2 separate regions of the Mus musculus genome follow, and region 2 is linked to region 1. A link is a contact called in ENCODE Hi-C data. All regions are on one chromosome and are shown on one strand. The core of a region is the stretch at or near the end of the contact, and the rest is flanking DNA. Distances in the headings are between cores, read along the strand shown.

The links. Hi-C counts contacts between places; a loop is a spot of excess contacts on that map.
Region 2: a loop to region 1 is called in a map of left cerebral cortex, with 2.7 times the contacts of the local background. The contact joins two enhancer-like sites. A Hi-C loop is called at or near these places in 6 of 37 maps with a recorded cell type or tissue (heart and left cerebral cortex).

Annotation. Positions count from the first base shown.
Region 1 is chr11:31,758,604-31,763,474 of GRCm38, reverse strand. No RefSeq gene overlaps it. Among named protein-coding and RNA genes, the nearest start is that of Gm39674, 9.7 kb to the right of the region's middle. Within about 2 kb of position 3,169, at least 3 of the 3 ENCODE cell types and tissues checked have a DNase peak (open chromatin) inside an H3K27ac peak, as active enhancers do; they include left cerebral cortex, where a contact is called at or near this core.
Region 2 is chr11:31,934,912-31,939,574 of GRCm38, reverse strand. Cpeb4 (cytoplasmic polyadenylation element binding protein 4) reads right to left here. Exons shown (of 10, transcript NM_026252.4): 10 at 3,940-4,663. Among named protein-coding and RNA genes, the nearest start is that of 4930524B15Rik, 28 kb to the left of the region's middle. Within about 2 kb of position 1,813, at least 1 of the 3 ENCODE cell types and tissues checked has a DNase peak (open chromatin) inside an H3K27ac peak, as active enhancers do; it is left cerebral cortex, where a contact is called at or near this core.

The DNA of each region.
Region 1 (4,871 bases), core at 1,920-4,419:
ACATACCTCTAGTCCAATGCTCCCCCTTCGAGAGCTTAGCCCTGGGGCTAGGGAGAGAGCTCAGTTGATAAAGCTTGAGAATCTGAGATCAAATCCACCACCTCCCTGTAAAAAACAAGCCAACCAACAAACAACAAAACCAAGCTCAGATGGCAGGGGTGGGGCAGAGGCTGGAAGACCATGCTCACTGGCTAGCCAATCGGTGAGTTCCAGATTCAGTGCGTGACCACGTCTCAAAAAAAAAAATAGTGGAGAAGCAATTGAGGAAGACAGCTGCGGTCCACCTTCCCTCCACATGCCAAATGCATGTCTACACATGTGCATAACCTCTATAATACTCACTAACACACACAAAAGAATTTAGTCCCTGCTCAGGCAAGGGTGCTGAGGGGGCAGATCAGGGTGCTAACAGCAAAACCCTAGGAGAGGATCAACTCAAAGGTGTTGTCAGGGGACTGTCAAGTCCACCAATCAAAGCATCGGCCACAGAAGACAGTGATTGCATGAAGTTGTTCCAGGAGACATTCAGGGCACAGATACAGAATGAGGACCAAGATTTATTGTCATGCAAAAAAGCAAGTTGGTCAAGAACTGTATACATCTAAAGTCATCTGCATTTGTTTTTAAATAAAGGCTTAGAAATAGTCTAAAAAGATTCTTGAGCAACTCCTAGCAGTGACGGTTCTATGGCATGGCCTCTTAGCCAGGCCAGTTCTGCCATGCAGCTTCCCTGAGAGAGCTGGCCATTTCTGTGGCTATGGCAACAAACAAACAAACAAACAAACAAACAAAAAACAGTGGCAGGATCACTGGCATCTAGGGGCTAAGACACTTCCAAACATGGTAGCCCCAGCTTCCAAACACAGTAGCCCCAGCAGCAAAGAATCGTCTTGACCTCGAGTGTACCTTGACAGAGGCTAAGAACCTTCAGGCGGTTCAAAGAGGAGGAACAGGGTTGATCGTGGATATGAGACTATTTTAATCTCCTGTGTCTGTGGCTCCTGGAAGCAGCAAGAAGAAAGCCTTGCTCTGAGCAGTAAGATGTGAACTGCAGGCATGCAGCAGAGGCTCAACACCAGTCCTTGCTCTGAGCTGCTGTTTCTGCCTCTGCAGAAAGACCTGCAGAGACATCTCCTCATAGGGGCTGCCTGCCTCCGTACCTTACCTGTAGGTCACCCCACAGGGGCCACCTAGTGTGGCGGAGAATGTGTGGGAGCGCCTTCCCAAGCCCAGCGCCAGCAGAAGCAGGAAAGCATGTTGTACTCTGGGACCCTGGAATCTGCCTCCAAGAGGCAAGAGGCTGAAGTTCCAACATGGCTTCTTGGTAAATAGGTAAATATCCTGTAACAATGGGCCTGCTGAACACTAAACAGAGGTGTGCCCACCTGGGAACTATATATATGTGTAGAGGAGTTCCCATCTTGCCTCTTTCTAGAGAACAATCCCGTCTGCTGGGGAAAACACAGATTCTAAAATGATTGACAACGAAATCCATGCCTAAAATGTGGTGGTTTCAATGTGTCTTTCTGAAGTTCAAGTGCTATAAACTCACCCTGCCTCCCCACACCACCCCAAATTTATATGCCAGTATCATGGGAGGTGAGGTCTCTGGCAGACAATTAGTATCAGATGAGGGCCTGAGAGTGGTGCCAGCAAGACAGAACTGATGGCTTTAGAAGAAAGGGAAGAACCAGACTGTGTTTTCCCGTCTGTCATGAGGTGCCATGTACCATTCAGGAGGCAGCACAAGGCCTTCACCAGATGCCAGGTCAATTCTTAGACCACTCAGCTTCTGGACTGTGAGCCAAATAAACCTGTTCTTTTAGAATTACCAGACTCGGGTACTTTGTTACAGCAACAGAAAACGGACTAAGAAACAGGGATAGTTGCTACTGGCACCTTCCTGCACATGCATTTTATGCAACTTCATTCACAGATATTGCAAATGTCACTGTGGAAAGAGATGAGGGGTGGGGGGAATTAAGAGTCTCATAACTCTAGAGCCTGGCCATCTGCCTCTGGGTAACTCTGACAATTGAGTCCCTGACTAGCTTGGGAGGCAGCAACAATTACTACCAAAATACGCGTCTTCTGGCCTCCCACCCCCACCCGTGCACACACTGGTTATTCTTATGCTGAAGATGAAGGGTCCCTAGCTGCTTTTCAGAACTGGGGCACATCTGATAGAGACATTCTGAGTTTGGGTTGTCACATTCTTGCCTGAGAAAGAGTTCAGCAACTTCACTTCCCCTGCGAGCGGGGCCTTGAATTTGACTTTACAAGTTTCTGGCAGGCATGGTTAAGGTGGAGCAGCTAAATGTCCTATGCAGTACTTGAGACTTACTTACTCCTTAAAAATTACTTGTTATTTATCTGAAATTGAGCATTTAATATTTTCATTTGTTTAAATCTAACAAGCTGGAGGTCCAGGCAGGAAGCGGGAACTCACTTGCATGGGTCTGAGCAGCTGGCATCGAGAGTAAAATGCTCTTCTTTTGCTCCATTGAGAGTCTTGTTTGCTTACCGTGAAAAATTGGATTCTGCGGGAAGCCTCAGTGGGAGATGCTTCTGAAAGTTCCAGAAAGTCTTGGGCTCTTGGGGCCTACCCAATCTACTTGGGAAAGGCTCTTCTGGAATCTATTTGATGAGTTTAAACTCCAGGCCATAGAGTTCAGGCTTCAAGACACCTCTTTGTTATAATCCCATTTGAAGCCCTAGTGAATCTGTAAGCCTGAGAAATCATTATTATCATGGGGTTGCAAACCGTGTGGGACTTGGAAGCACCCAAACCTGGGCAGAGGAAGCCCCTCCTCCTTTAGGGAGACTGACAGTTTATCTGGTTACTGAACACCTGCCATATACCCAGTCACACTGAGCATACTTCACCCTTACACCAACATCCTGGGCCAGGCCGCACAATGAGTTCTCTACAAAGGAGGCAAGAAGGCTCAGAGAGGTGGGCTCACTCCTTTGAGGTCATTCAGCTAAGAAATGGCAACAAAAGGATTTGAGCCGCTAGTTGAGTTTCTCTCTGCTGTCAGGGTGGCAGGCAAGACTGTGAGGCCCTGGGGCTGGTGGGAAAGAGAAAGTCAGCTCTCTTCAGCCTATGCACTTCAGAAAGGGACTGTCCCCTCAGGGAAGGCTGGGACCCCATCCAGAGCAGGAACAAAAATTTTAGAATTCTGTTCCATGCCTAAAAATAGCATCAAGCACCAATTTCATGCCAGGCATGGTTGCTAAGAGACCTTCCAGACGTCATCCCGTTTACCCTTAGAGCTGCAGGTGACGTCTATTGTATTATAGGTTTTTTAGCAAATGAGAGGACTGTGTCAAAGACACCAAGTGGAGGACCCAAGGCCACCTAGTGCTCAAACAGGATGAGGCCTTCCACACAGGCTGAAGGGGAGGAGGGAGGCACACAGGAAGTTGTGACTAGGAGCCTGCTCGGGCAGAGCATGAGTGTTCTCATTTCCTCCTGCTATTGTCACAAATTAGTACAAGCCCGGTGTCTTAGCAACACAGATTCATTATCTTCCAGGTTGGAAGGTTGGAAATCCACAATTGATTCCCCTGAGAAAAGGTCAAGGGGCCAGCAGGGCTACGCTGCTTCCTCCGTGCAGGAGATGATTCAGGAACCCATCTGGATCCTCCATCTGCTCTGGACCCAGAGAAAACCTTTTTATCAACAGCTGGAGCTGGTGTTAGTTGAGGCAAGGCTCTTTCAGCCTCTACACCTACAACTGAATCCCTTCTTCCTCATTCCACCTCCGCACACTGGAGGACTTGGGCTCAGCCTGGGGCCATTGTCGCTTCCCCAGCTTTATTACCTACCACCCCTGCGTGTTCACAGGGCCAGATGCACAGACTTAAATTCTATTGATGTCAATGTTTGACTCATTTGACAGCACGATGGATTATTTAGGGAGCTTTAAAATGTCCTGATGTCATCAAACCCGAGTGACTCCATCAGACTCCAGGGAATCCAAAATTTAAACGTAGATTTGTGTGACCAGAACCGCACTGGGGATACAACACAGTTCCAGCTCCCTAAAGTCTCTCGAGCTGGAGATGTGGCTTGGGAGCTTAGCATACTCCGTGCACTGCTTTAGAGAACAAGGCTCAGCTCTGCTTCCCTGGCTGGGCCTGCTCCCATGTTTTCAAAGGAGAAAAAAAGGAAGCCTGAAAAGTCCCTGCTAGAAGAGAAGACTGCAGCTGCCAGTCGGCTGCTCTGCAGAGCACACAGAGATCTTTCTCTCATTGTTTCCCCAGTAAGAACTGGACAAAGCTGTCTGAAGGAAGCCCTGAGTCGAGGAACCCCCTCTTCTTCACTGCACAGCATGGCTGCTAATTTCATGGCCATAACTAGAGGTCAAGGAAAGGTGGTGATGTAGGCAGAAAAGAGAGGGATGGGAGGGAGTCTCAAACTCCAGAATCTTAGCTGAGGATGATATACATCAAGCGGTGTGGGAGGGGGGCTTGAGGTGGCATAGAATTCCATATAAGCTTGTTCATGCCCAGGTGAGCCAGTCCTCAGAGGGGCTGGGGTCACGTTTTATGTGGTGATGTTTGTATACTTAGTTCCTCCTGTGTGTCAGCACCTTACTCCATCTCTGTCTTTACCATATCCCAGAGAGTAGCTAACCTTAATGGTTCTTTTGTACTTATAGAAAAAGTGTTCAGAAAGAGTAAGAAACATAGCCTGGGACGTGCAGAATAAGGGGATGCCACGGCTGAGATTTGGCTACAGAGTGTCTCCAACTGAGGACAGTGAAGCTTAGAGACTGTCAGAGGCTGTGACAGCATGGAAGCCATGTGTATTTGGAAGAAAGATGCTTTGTAGCTGGAATCTGAATCTTTCCCCAGTCCAGCTG
Region 2 (4,663 bases), core at 564-3,063, 180 kb before region 1:
GTTTGTAGAGGGGAAACTGGGAAGGCTGACAACATTTGAAATGTCAATAAATAAAATAAATGTCAATAAATTAAAAAAAAATGAAAAAAGAAATTTACAAAAAGGTGAGACAGGACCTGCAATCTGTGTGCCTGGTTGAAAGCCTGCTTTACAGATTGCCTAACCAATCTGGACCTTGTTCACCTTAAGCTGAGTGTAATTATAGAACATAGCTTCTTAGATGTTAGGAAGGTTGAAGGGAGCCTTGGTAAGAGGGAAGCTTTACCTCAACACCAGCAGGTGTTATCTTCACTCACACAGAGGCAGGCAAACATAGGGACTCTGCTTGGTGTGAGCTATGCATACACCCCTCTTTTAATGATGCAGTTGGCATTCTGAGACCCTCACCTGCATAGACTACGCGCACACACCCCTCTCCAAACAATACACCTACCAACCTGTTCTCAAGCCAGGACCTGGGCTGAGCTGTATACCTCCCTACCTTGAACAGTGGAGTCTCCTCCTCTCCCAACAATTATCAGTTTCTATTTAATTGTACTCTAGTACAACTAGGCATAAACTAGTTTTGAGAGCACTGTGATTAGGACAAATTGCATTCCCTGTGTGAATTTTTAGGGGAAAATTCTATTGATCATCACCATATGCTTAACAAATAATTGAAGACGTATATGATTAAAATCAGATGCATTAGAGACCCACAGCCAAACATAGATGGAGTTTGAGGAATCCCGTGGAAGAGGGGAGAAGAATTGGAGAAGCCAAAGGGGTCAAAGACACAAGACACAGCCCACAGAATCAACCAGCCAGGGCTCATAGGGACTCAGAGACTGAACTGACAATCAGAGAAGCTGTATAGATAAGTCTGACCTAGGTCTTCTGCATATACGGTATAGCCGGGTAGCCTGGTGTTCTTCTGTGAGAGCAGGGGCTGTCTCGGACTCTTTTGCCTGCTGTGGGACCCTTTCCTCCTGGATTATGTCATCTAGCCTTGGTATGAGGGAGTGTGCCCAGTCTTGCTATAGATTGTTATGTTGTGTTTGGTTGATATCCCTGGGAGGCCTCCCCTTTTCTGAAGGGGAATGGGAGGAGAAGGGGATCTGGGGGAAAGGTAGAGGCACTGGGAGAAAGGGAGGGAGGGGAAAACTGCTCTCAGGAGCATAAAGAAAAAAATGAAAAACAAGCAGATGCATTGTGGGAAGGTACATGAAAAAATAGAAAAACGCTTATGACCAAATGCAGTAATCAATACAGAAAAAAAATCACCCTCAAATACCCTTAGTAACCAAACTTCCCCTACTCTTAAACCCTGTAAAAGCAAGCCCTCCAAAACAGTTTATGCTCTTGAGTACTCTCCCTCATATGGCCTGTTGTTACTCCTTTTTGTCATTAATAAAAATATTTTACCGAATTTGAGGAGCTTGGCACTTTTTAAAAATTCCAAATCTTTTACACAGAACAAAACAAAATCCAATTTAATTTTTAATTTTTGTTTTTATTTATCTTCTTCTTCTATTATTATTATTAATTATTTTGAGACAGGGTTTCTCTGTGTAGCCCTGCCTGTCCTGGAACTCTCTCTGTAGACCAGGCTGGCCTTGAACTCAAGAGATTTACCTGCCTCTGCCTCCTGGATGCTGGGATTAAAGGCACACGCCAGCACTGCCTGGCCCAGTTTTATTTTTTAACCTTGATCTGGTGGCAGTGATGATTCTGAGGACCACAGGGAAAACAACAGGGACCTGACAGATGAGAATGTAAATCTGGGCTTTACTGTGTCATAGCTGTGGTGTACAATTGCTTACACTGTCTGCCTTCCCATAGGATACTTAAATAGCCTGTCCTTCTGAGGGTGTAGTCTTACTGATGGGTACAGGTGCATGGCCATGACTGATTTCTTTCCTAGAACCAAATCTTTTGGGCACTGTGGAGTCAGGGCTGCTGAGAGACAAATGATAATTATGGCTGCTCCACTTTCCCCATCCTGCCCCGCGTCACTGTCATCATATCTTTCAACAGCTGATGACATGAGATGTAGCTTCAGGTGGCCCTCTCATATTAAGTGTGCCTCAATTCCCCCAAAGATGGAGGCATCAGCTCTTTGCTAGTTGCTACCTAAAATCATGTACGCCACCTCACACACTTAAATGACGGATCCCTCCCCACCCCAGCTATTTTTACGGGTAACTTATTTCAGAATGAGCTCAGATGCCTTGCTGCCTTTGGCAGATTCTAGGGAATCATTTCTAGGTCTGCCTGGTTCTTTTTTCTTCTGTGTTTGATATCACAGAGGTGTGGGAGAAGAGATGAAAATAATCTCTTTAAAATGGTGACATTTGCTTGATCACACAGACATTTGTATGGCATCAAAGCTCTAGTTCCTGAAATAGAAGGCAGAGGATAAAGCAGGCTCAAGCTTAGATCCCAGCATCTGTGTCCCCAGTTCACCGCCCTTAGGCCCCATCTGCCTACATCATCTCTCACGGACACCTAATCGAAGACTGTGCAACACAAACCATGGATGTTGTGCTGCATCCTGGACTTGATGCTGATGCTCATTTTTAACTTCCATGAGACAAGTAGTCCTTTTGTAACTCGTCACCACACGCAATCACAGTAAGACATGTTCCCTGACGGCCAGTGGTAAAGCCCAATTGACTAGAGAACGATTTGGATTTATCCAGAGAAGATTCATGGCATCTCAAAACAGAAATGTTCTCTAATAAGAGACCTGGAATGGTGAGATAAATCCCAAATTCTTAGTTTTTCAAATCTTTGCAGTTCCCATCCTTGGAATATGAGGGAGGGAGAATACTGAGGGAATTCTCAGAGGATAATTTTTAAGGAGGCAATATGACCCAGAAGGCAGACAGCGTACCCAGGATGGCAGACTCAAAGCTGGTGGCTTATGTGGAGATATGCTTGTGTCTGTGGCAAATATAAGTGCTGGTCCAGGTCAGTGGAAGCTAATTCAAATAGCAACAGAATAGTTTCTCATTTCTAGCCCTCTAAATAGGGATTAAAGAGACTAGCTGGGCGTGGCAGGGTATAGAAGCAAACCTGGAACCTGTCACATATGGGTGGACAATGGAAACAGCTGTCAGAGTGTGACTGATAGGAGCATGGGCTCCCTAGGGCAGTTTCAATATACTGTCAAGACAAGTCTTCGAAATTGCCAATTAAGAGAAAGCAGTACCTATTCTGCTGAAGCTCCTGCAACCCACAACTCCGGGGGCAAAAATACGCCATGTAGCCCACTTCCCCACAATTCCCAGTGGCTGGTTTCCATGCTGGGGAAAAACCTGAGAAGTAAAACATCTCACAGTCCATTTGCTTCCTGCCGTCCTATTCTTGAGAATAGTCTATCATGGGAGGGAAGTGCAGATACGTTACTTCCCAAACAGGGTATTCACGGGTGTACTTTGTTGTTAACTTATCATTGAAAACTTAAATGTATCTTAAAACATAAGTATTAACACATCACAATACTCAGTAGTCTACATGAGACATGGGCCAAATAAAAGAGAACACCTGCAGTTCCTGAGCTATGGGATTAGAACCCCAGTCTCTCAAAGTCCCGAGAGTTCAACGTTTTGAAATTGGAGATGATTCAGTGGTAGAGCATGTGCTTATCACATGGGGGTGCAGGGGTCAATCTCCAGGAGGAAGAAAGAACACTTAGACTGCAGGCTGATACACCCCACCCCCAGACACCACACAGCAGCACATGAACTAACAGCCAGGCCAAAGACACTACAGCTGACAGCTCTTACAACTTCCCGAAGCCAGGAATGCCTGCCATGAGCACTCACATGATTAAAGACTTTTTCATACTGGTTTGTTCGGCCAGGGCCCAACATGACATTCTTAGTGTTCTAAAAATGTCATATTCCCAAAAGGGAGTCTACTTATGCTAAAATGAAATAAGTATAGTAAAAGAAATCTGAGTTAAAAGTTTTATTCATTCAACATCTCACATTACAAATATTTAAAAATTATATGCATACTGGTATAAATAGTCATTTGCAAACTATTTAATAACATTAATTTTCCACTAGCACTTCAACAAATGAACTCTTTTAAAAAAGAAACTGTGTTATATAACTTAAGAGTAGAACATACAAAAATAGGAACTTAACGTGAAAATGACTTTAATAAAAAATGAATTACCCTTATTTAAAATGCTAGAATAAATACTACAACCTCCCCATACACAGTAAAAACTATATGGAAATTCAGCCAAGTAGTACAATTAACTGACGCACTTAAATAACGTTCCCTTCTGATAATATGAGCAATACACTGGAAAAATTAGGGATTAGTAAAAACTAGACACCCACTTGCTAAAAGTTTCACTTCCAAAAAAATATAACAAAAATCTGATGAAATTATAAAAACTAATTATACTTTAAATTTTAAAAATATAAAAAATAAAACAGTTGAATACAATATTGTCCCAATTCTTACAATGCTATCAATCACAGTAGCTTTAAAATAAGATAATAAAATAAAGCAAATGACCAAAACCTCTTTTATTCCATTTTTAAAAATAATCTCAAATTTACATTAGTAGAAAGATTGATTTCTGATTCTTTTCTTTAGAAACACCAGCAAGAAAGAGGATTACTCTTAACAGTAGAAAATGACATTTTTTAATGTCTGCAAT